Linked DNA regions of Homo sapiens: all the other regions are linked to region 1. A link is an interaction called in ENCODE POLR2A ChIA-PET data of the cell type or tissue named here. Cell type or tissue: CD4-positive, alpha-beta T cell. All regions are shown on one strand. Region 1 holds the start of LOC124909361 (a long non-coding RNA gene). Region 2 overlaps CMTM8 (CKLF like MARVEL transmembrane domain containing 8). Region 3 overlaps CMTM7 (CKLF like MARVEL transmembrane domain containing 7).

Region 1 (2,500 bases):
TTTTCTTGTAGTTTTCAAAGGTTGGCCAAATATTTATCTTTTGGGAGCAGTAAGTTGGAAATAGCAATAAAGAGAGATTAATTGCCTAAAGCACTTTATTGATTTGCCATGAGTGGGTAAATATATCAAGTTAAAAACTCACTCTGCTCCACCAAAGAGGACGTGAAGGTTTTGGAATGGCTGAGAGGTGAATGCAGATGGCAAGCGCAGATGGCAGAGATGAGTTTAAGTACCTTGTACACTATCCCTGTAATAATATTTTTCAAGCCCCCAGAAACCTATTTTTATGTTGACTGTATTGTGTGTGGCTTTGTTTTCTCTTGTTTTTTAAGAGAAAAAAATTAAAGCAAACCCAATTCACAACTTACAGCTCCAATCTGAACAACAGAGAATCATTTTGTTGTCTAAAAACCTACACTTAAAGCTTATTCATGAACGAAGTCTCAGTATTCAAAAGATGAAATAATAATTTCTTTTCAGTGAAAAATAAATGCTTTTTGCTGTTATTGTTTTAGTGAACTCTCAGGGTAACATAAAGGATCATGCTTCTGAAGAAACACCAATAAAGACAAGACAGCAAGTGCCCCTGCATGGACACAAACTAGGCATTGCTCTTTTGAAACAGATGCCTTTGGTGCTACCAGTTCAAGAAAGAACTAAAATTACAGTCTACTTGAAGGACATTTCAGAGTGTGGTTTACGGCACTTTTCACCCCAGAAGTTACGTTCTATAAATGTGGCCGTGATTATAGAAATGACACACACATGCTTGCGTGGAGCATAAAAGCAGGCTTCTTTCTGTTTCCAGAAGCAGGCCTCTGTAGGTTACTGTTTTTTCTGACTTTTATGGAGTGTTGTTTGCAACATAAAGTACTTGAAAAACCCACAGGGTATGTGGAAGGTGCACATGCTTTGGTGAGTGTGAGAGGGAGAGCTGGACGGAAGGGCAGAGCATGCCAACTGTGACTAGTTATTTCAGCTTTTCTGCAAAATCAGTGATGACTGGGAATCAGCTCCCCAAAGATCACATCACCAGTTGCCTACAGGTCTGTGTTATGGAAGTTCAGCCTTCCATGGCTTGCTACATTTTGGGCACAGAGTGGCCTTGTGTGCCCCCCGACACCACCTGCTCACACATCCATACCCTACACTCACCTCTCATTTTTGGAGCTTCCTTCCCCACTACCTCTTTGGGCGGGCCTAGTCCACAACCCCAGAACATTCTTCATTGGTACTTTCAAAGGTCTGGGGTGGGTATGACTAGACACTGAAGAAATCTCAACTCTCCTATGTAGGGGTAATCAGAGCTTGGATATGGAATTAGAAAAAGAGAACCAGCACAAACAGAAAAAAACAGCACTGCTAAACAGGTGAGAGATCAAGAGGCAGAGGCCATGGGAGTCATATCAACAGAGCGCACAGCTTCAGCTTTGTTCACGCTCATCAACTACACTAACGTTTCTGTGGTTTTTTGTTTTTCAAAAGCTCATATTGAAAAATCATCCAAGATACACTGCTGTACTAGCAAGAATCGTCCTATCTAAAAACACTTCCTCTAAGTTCATACTGTCTTGCTGATGTGAGTTCTTCTCCTTAACTGATAATATCTAATAATGATGTTATAATATTTTTGCACTGGAGATTTGGAATATTGAAACCTTTTGGTCCAGCAGTGTCTTATTATTAGTTTTTTTTTTTTTTTTGAGACAGGGCCCCACTCTGTTGCTCAAGCTGGAGTGCAGTGGCATGATCACGGCTAGCTGCAGCCTCCTCCTCCCAGGTCCAAGGGATCCTCCTATCTCAGCCTTCCAATTAGCTGGGACCACAGGGGTGCACCACCATGCCTGGCTTATTTTTTTGTATTTTTGGTACAGATGGAGTTTTGCCATCTTGTCCAAGCTGATCTCGAACTCCTGGCCTCAAGTGATCTGCCCACCTCAGTCAGGCTCCCAAAGTGCTGGGATTATAGGCATGAGCCACTGTGCCTGGCCTGGCCCAGTAGTTTTCACAAAAGATAGCACACATGTTACTGTGGTCAGCAATTTTTTTTTTTTTTTTTGAGACACAGTCTTGCTCTGTCAGCAGGCTGGAGTGCAGTGGTGTGATCTTGGCTCACTGCAACCTCTGCCTCCTGGGTTCAAGTGATTCTCCTGCCTCAGCCTCCCAAGTAGCTGGGATTACAGGCACCCGCCACCACGCCCAGCTAATTTTTGTATTTGTAGTAGAGACGGGGTTTCACCATGTTGGCCAGGCTGGTCTCGATCTCCTGACCTCGTGATCCACCTGCCTCGGCCTCCCAAAGTGCTGGGATTACAAGGCATGAGCCACGGCGCCCAGCCAGCAAGATAATTTTAAGATATATTCAATATATTCAGATATTTATCCTTTTAATAGTTATATATTTTTTTATAATGCATATTAGAAAAAATATCACAAGCACGTCAGTCACTGCACTTAGTAGCATAACTTCCCATGAGCTTATCACTGATGTCCAAGGCCA
Region 2 (2,500 bases), 74 kb after region 1:
ATAAGGAGCCGAATGATAGGAGAGCAAGTGAAATATGAAGTCAGGATTGTTTCAATTTAATTAGCAGAAGCTGGATATAAGAAAAATATCTAGCAAGGATCGCCCTGGAAAGAGACCAAGAGTGCTCATTCTGAAATTTTTTAAAGAGAATGAAAGATTTCAGAAAGTAAAAAAAAAAAAAAAAAAAGGGGGGTATGTTTATAGTATCTCTGTATTTTAGATCCTCAAATATTTATATAGAGTTTTTAATTAGGGGCTGGACGTGATGGCTCACGCCTGTAATCCCAGCACTTAGGGAGGCCAATGCGGGTGGATTGCTTGAGATCAGGAGTTTGAGACCAGCCTGGCCAACATGGCAAAACCTGTCTCTACCAAAAATGCAAAAATTAGCTGGGCATGGTGGTGGGAGCCTGTAGTCCCAGCTACTGGGGAGGCTGAGATAGAATTGCTTGAACCTGGGAGGCAGAGGTTGCAGTGAGCCCAGATTGTGCCACTGCACTCCAGCCTCAGCGACAGAACGAGACTCCAGCCACTGCCCCCCACCCCCAACCAAAAAAAAAAAAAAAGTTTTTAGTTAAGAGATTAGAGAGCTTTTGTTGGAGTTCTGAGCAATGGCTGCTGCTGATGACCATGAAACCAGTTGAAGAACACAAGCCAGACTTCTTTACCTTGGTGCTTGAGTTTCTCATCATCTCCAATTTTTAAAATGTTATTCTTATCCAGGGTTCCCTCATAAACACTTCAAGTCCTTAAATTAACACTCAGTCCATTTTCCCAAATCCTTCCCACACACAAACCTTATTTTCCCACCCACAGACCTGTATTTTAAAATGCCAAATCCCCCTGAGTTTAAGAACTTGTCTTTCCTTAACTTCCACAAGCTGGTAATTAACTTTCCAAATGAGGCTGGTGAGCAATAGAAGAAATTGTTATCTTTCACCATCAATGTTTTGCACAAGATGCTGTGATGACACTGCTGGGATTTCAGACAGACAAAGCAGCCTGGAGTGTCTGCGCCACCCCAGACGGGGCTGCTGCTAGCCACAGCATTCTCTGTGCAAGGTTACCACTGTATTCCCCAAGGTGAGCTTTAGTCACAAATGTTGGTTCACAGATAAGAATAGCCTCATCAAAAGTTTAGGTACAGGCCAGGCACGGTGGCTCACGCCTGTAATCCCAACACTTCGGGAGGCATAGGTGGGTGGATCACCTGAGGTCAGGAGTTGGAGACCAACCTGGCTAACATGGTGAAACCCCACCTCTACTAAAAAATGCAAAAATTAGCTGGGTGCAGTGGCGGGCGCCTGTAATCCCAGCTACTTGGGAGGCTGAGGCAGGAGAATCACTTGAACCCAGGAGGTGGAGGTTGCAGTGAGCCGAGATTGTACCACTGCACTCCAGCCTGGGCAACAAGAGTGAAACTCCATCTCAAAAATAAATAAATTAAAAAAATAAAGTTTAGATATCCCTAGACTGTGTACATTCAAGGTGAGGAAATGATGTAATCTTTCTTTGAACCCAGAGGGCAATTTTTCTAAAATCATCTTTTTGCATCAACACATCCTAAGGGGATGTTTTTCTCTCTGTTCAATGGCTAGACCACAAACCTTCCAGAAAAACAACCATCCTATGAGAGCAAACACACGGGGAGGGAGTGGAGAAGGCATCCTCAGGATCCCTTATTTACAATAACGAAAATGTGGAGGTCATGGTGGACGGCTCTGCTGCCCTCTACTGGCCATGTCAAGCATCATCAGCCACAATAACACACAGTCTGCCGCCCTGGTTTTTCCCTTTGTGGTTTTAATTAGGCACTGCTCTTCCCGAGGAAAACCTGGGTGAGAGAGGCAGGAGGCCCCCACCCATGGAACCTCAGATCTGGATGGAACATCTAATGCAACATGGGCACATTACACAACCCTAAGGGGTGCCATTCCTGTGGAATACATCAACAGAGCTCTTGCACTTAAGCAATCCTGCAGCCCCAGTGGGTCATTTAATAAATGCCCCAGAATGGTAAGTGATCATTCCAGGGTCATCAGACCTGTGATGGACCAGAAGCAGGACCTGTTGCTTGCCTCAAGGGAGTGGCAAAGGGAAACAAGATTCCTACAAAGGAAAACAGGTTCCGACTGGGCTGGCCCCAGTGAGGAGAGCCAAGTCAGAACATGTATCCACTTCCTATTCTACGCTTCAACTATCCATCTGTCTAGCCATAACTCATTGTGCCAGGTACTCATTGCAGATACATACCACCAGATGGGAGAGACAAGCCTACTCCGGAGGGGGCTGAACAATTAGGGAGATTCAGACAAGTAAACCAGCAATTACCCTATAATGCTGTAGAAGTCTGGGTCAGGTGTGGTAGCTCATGCCTGTAATCCCAGCACTTTGGGAGGCCGAGGTGGGAGGATCACTTGAGCTCAGGAATTCAAGACCAGCCTGGGCAACATAGTGAGACCTCATCTTTATTTAAAAAAAAATAAAAAATAAAAGGCTG
Region 3 (2,500 bases), 61 kb before region 1:
TTAAAAATAAATATTTGCTTCCTTTAAAAATATACATACAATTTTTAGTTCTTTAGTCATCTGGGATTTATTTTTGTATTATTATTGTTATTATTTTTTGAGACGGAGCTTCACTCTTGTTGCCCAGGCTGGAGTTTAATGGCATGATCTCGGCTCACTGCAACCTCTGCCTCCCAGGTTCAAGTAATTCTCCCACCTCAGCCTCCCACGTAGCTCGGATTACAGGCACCCACCACCAGGCCCAGCTATTTTTTTTGTATTTTAGTAGAGATAGGATTTCACCACGTTGGCCAGGCTGATCTCAAACTCCTGACCTCAGGTGATTCACCCGCCTCGGCCTCCCAAAATGCTGGAATTATAGGTGTGAGCCACTGCGCCCAGCCTGGGATTTATTTTTGTAGATGGCATGAACTAGGGCAAATAGTAGGGTTCTGATTGTATCCAATCAGTCAATCGATTGTATTAACCTATCTTCTGGACAGCTCACTTTTTCCCCATTGGTTGAAATGCCAACTTCAACACTGGGTGAATGAATGGTTCCTGGGCTCATCCTGCCATCCTCTGTGACAGCTCCATGACACTCTTGCATTTAAAAAGCCCATCTCCTTCCTTCACTGGTCTGTAGGCCTTTAGGAGAGAACCATGCTGTGTTTTTGCCAAACATCAATTAGGGACCCAGCACAAGGTCCCTTGTGACCAGGAGAAGAGGTGACTTTTGGAGGCTGCCCTCAGAACATCTTTACACTTGGTAGAATGTACTCATCAAATGCCCCCGGAGGGTGCCATTCAGGCTCTCCAGGCAGACTACCAGGGTGTGGCTGTGATGTAGGGATTCAGGTTCCAGATTCTTGGCTCGTGATGGGGCCAGAACATTCTCTGCTTGTTATTCAAGCCAGGCCATGTTCTTTTCATCCCCAACCGATTTCTCACAACAGGTGCAGCCCAGACCGATGGTCTGTACCACAATCACATCACTGATTCACCACCGTACTTCACTGGCAAAGGTCATCAGGATCACATTTAGAAAGTTCGGGCTAGAAAGCTCAACTTGTCAAAAATGTCACTGCATCCAAAAGGGCAAGAAGCAAAATTGACACTTATTGTGTAGCAAACCTGGTGGTTTGGTGCTTGTGTTGAACTGAACTGAAATCACAAATTTTGGTTTGCAACAAGCAATGGTTTTTCTCTAGCTTGTTTCTCTTTCAGTGTCTGACGCAATTTCCTGGTTTCTTTTGGGGCTGACTAAATTTCAAGACTGCAAAAAGAGCATTTTCTGCTGCTCACTCTTGTCATCACTACAGGAGGACATAATTCTTTAGATAGGCATGGGAGCGAAAGGACGGGGCTGTGGACGGTCATCTCCACAAGAAAATCCCTGGAGGAGTAGGTCATCAGAGGGGACCAAGGGCAGCTGACACAATGTGGGGATGGCACAGGGCATTGAGGGTTGAACCCCAAAGAGAAGGGTATCTGCTATGGCTATCAGCATGAATCCTAGGATGACAAGAAGAGCAAAAGTAATCACTAACCCTGATTGTACGCTCACCGTGCACCAAGCTCTATGTGCCTTACATCTGTGTGGCCATCTTATCCTCACAAGCTTACAAGGTAGGCACTATTACTCTCCTCACTGTACAAAAAGGAAGGTGAGACACAGAGACATTGAGTGATTTGAGCTGATCCTACAACTAGTGCATCCGGAGCCAGAGCTGGGACCCAGGCAGCCCGGCTCAGCAGGCACCTCTTCAGGGCTGCTGCCTCTTGTTGCCATAGCAATGATGTCCCGCACCATAGAGGCTGTGGCTCCAAAGGGTACCCCAGCCTCACCACTGGTTATTGACATGTGGTCACCAAAAGTGAACAGCATAGAGAGGAATGGGCGGGGAAGATGTCTGGGGGTCAGGGCCATGGGAACCCCCAGGGGTGAAGGAAGCACTCGCTGAGGCAGGGCAGAAGGTATGGAAGGCCAGGAAGTGATTTGGGAAGCCTGTGGTGGGAGGAGGCAAGTGGAGTGGCAACCATCTACTGAATACCCGCTAGGTACCAGGCAGTGCAATGCTGGTACATTTAATCCTCACAACTGTGGCCAGGTGGCACTCTGCCCAATTCACAGATCTAAAGAAAGTGAGAACCAAGGGCAGGTCACTTGCCCAAGGAAGATCACCTAGATGGCAAATGGTGGAACCAAGAAGCAAATCCAGGTCTATCTGAATCCAAGGCTCAGAAGAGGGAGCATATCCCAGAGGGAGGCCTCAAGAAGCGAGCTTGGGCTGAAACAACTCGGTGGTTTGAGCTTGTACCCACCCCCAGGGTAGGAGGTGTCTCCTCTGAAGTCAGCAATGTTGACCGGGCTGGTCTTGAACTCCTGGCCTCAAGTTATTTGCTCACCTCGGTCTCCCAAAGTGTTGGGATTACAGGCGTGAGCCACTGTGCCCGGCCTGAAATTTTTAACTAAGTTCATCACAACAGTCCTAGGAGGTAAGTACTACTATCATCTTTT

The links. Peaks named below come from ENCODE experiments on the same cell type or tissue, not always from the same donor. Only the 100,000 strongest peaks of a DNase experiment are listed, where the experiment ranks them.
Region 2: POLR2A ChIA-PET joins it to region 1 with 21 read pairs; 7 of 35 experiments call an interaction of 5 or more read pairs at or near these places.
Region 3: POLR2A ChIA-PET joins it to region 1 with 12 read pairs; 9 of 35 experiments call an interaction of 5 or more read pairs at or near these places.

The regions. Positions count from the first base shown.
Region 1 is chr3:32,370,572-32,373,071 of GRCh38, reverse strand. LOC124909361 (a long non-coding RNA gene) reads right to left here and starts at 1,714. Exons shown (of 2, transcript XR_007095859.1): 1 at 1-1,714. In CD4-positive, alpha-beta T cell, no CTCF peak of the experiment used is centred here; a DNase peak (open chromatin) is centred at 1,421; H3K27ac peaks cover 2,116 bases.
Region 2 is chr3:32,296,126-32,298,625 of GRCh38, reverse strand. All of the region lies in intron 1 of CMTM8 (CKLF like MARVEL transmembrane domain containing 8), which reads right to left. Among named protein-coding and RNA genes, the nearest start is that of CMTM8, 59 kb to the right of the region's middle. In CD4-positive, alpha-beta T cell, a CTCF peak has its summit at 1,738 (motif pointing left); DNase peaks (open chromatin) are centred at 1,015 and 1,725; H3K27ac peaks cover 1,844 bases.
Region 3 is chr3:32,431,789-32,434,288 of GRCh38, reverse strand. The region is part of intron 1 of CMTM7 (CKLF like MARVEL transmembrane domain containing 7); the gene reads right to left. Among named protein-coding and RNA genes, the nearest start is that of CMTM7, 41 kb to the right of the region's middle. In CD4-positive, alpha-beta T cell, no CTCF peak of the experiment used is centred here; DNase peaks (open chromatin) are centred at 1,208 and 1,738; H3K4me3 peaks cover 888 bases; H3K27ac peaks cover 2,500 bases.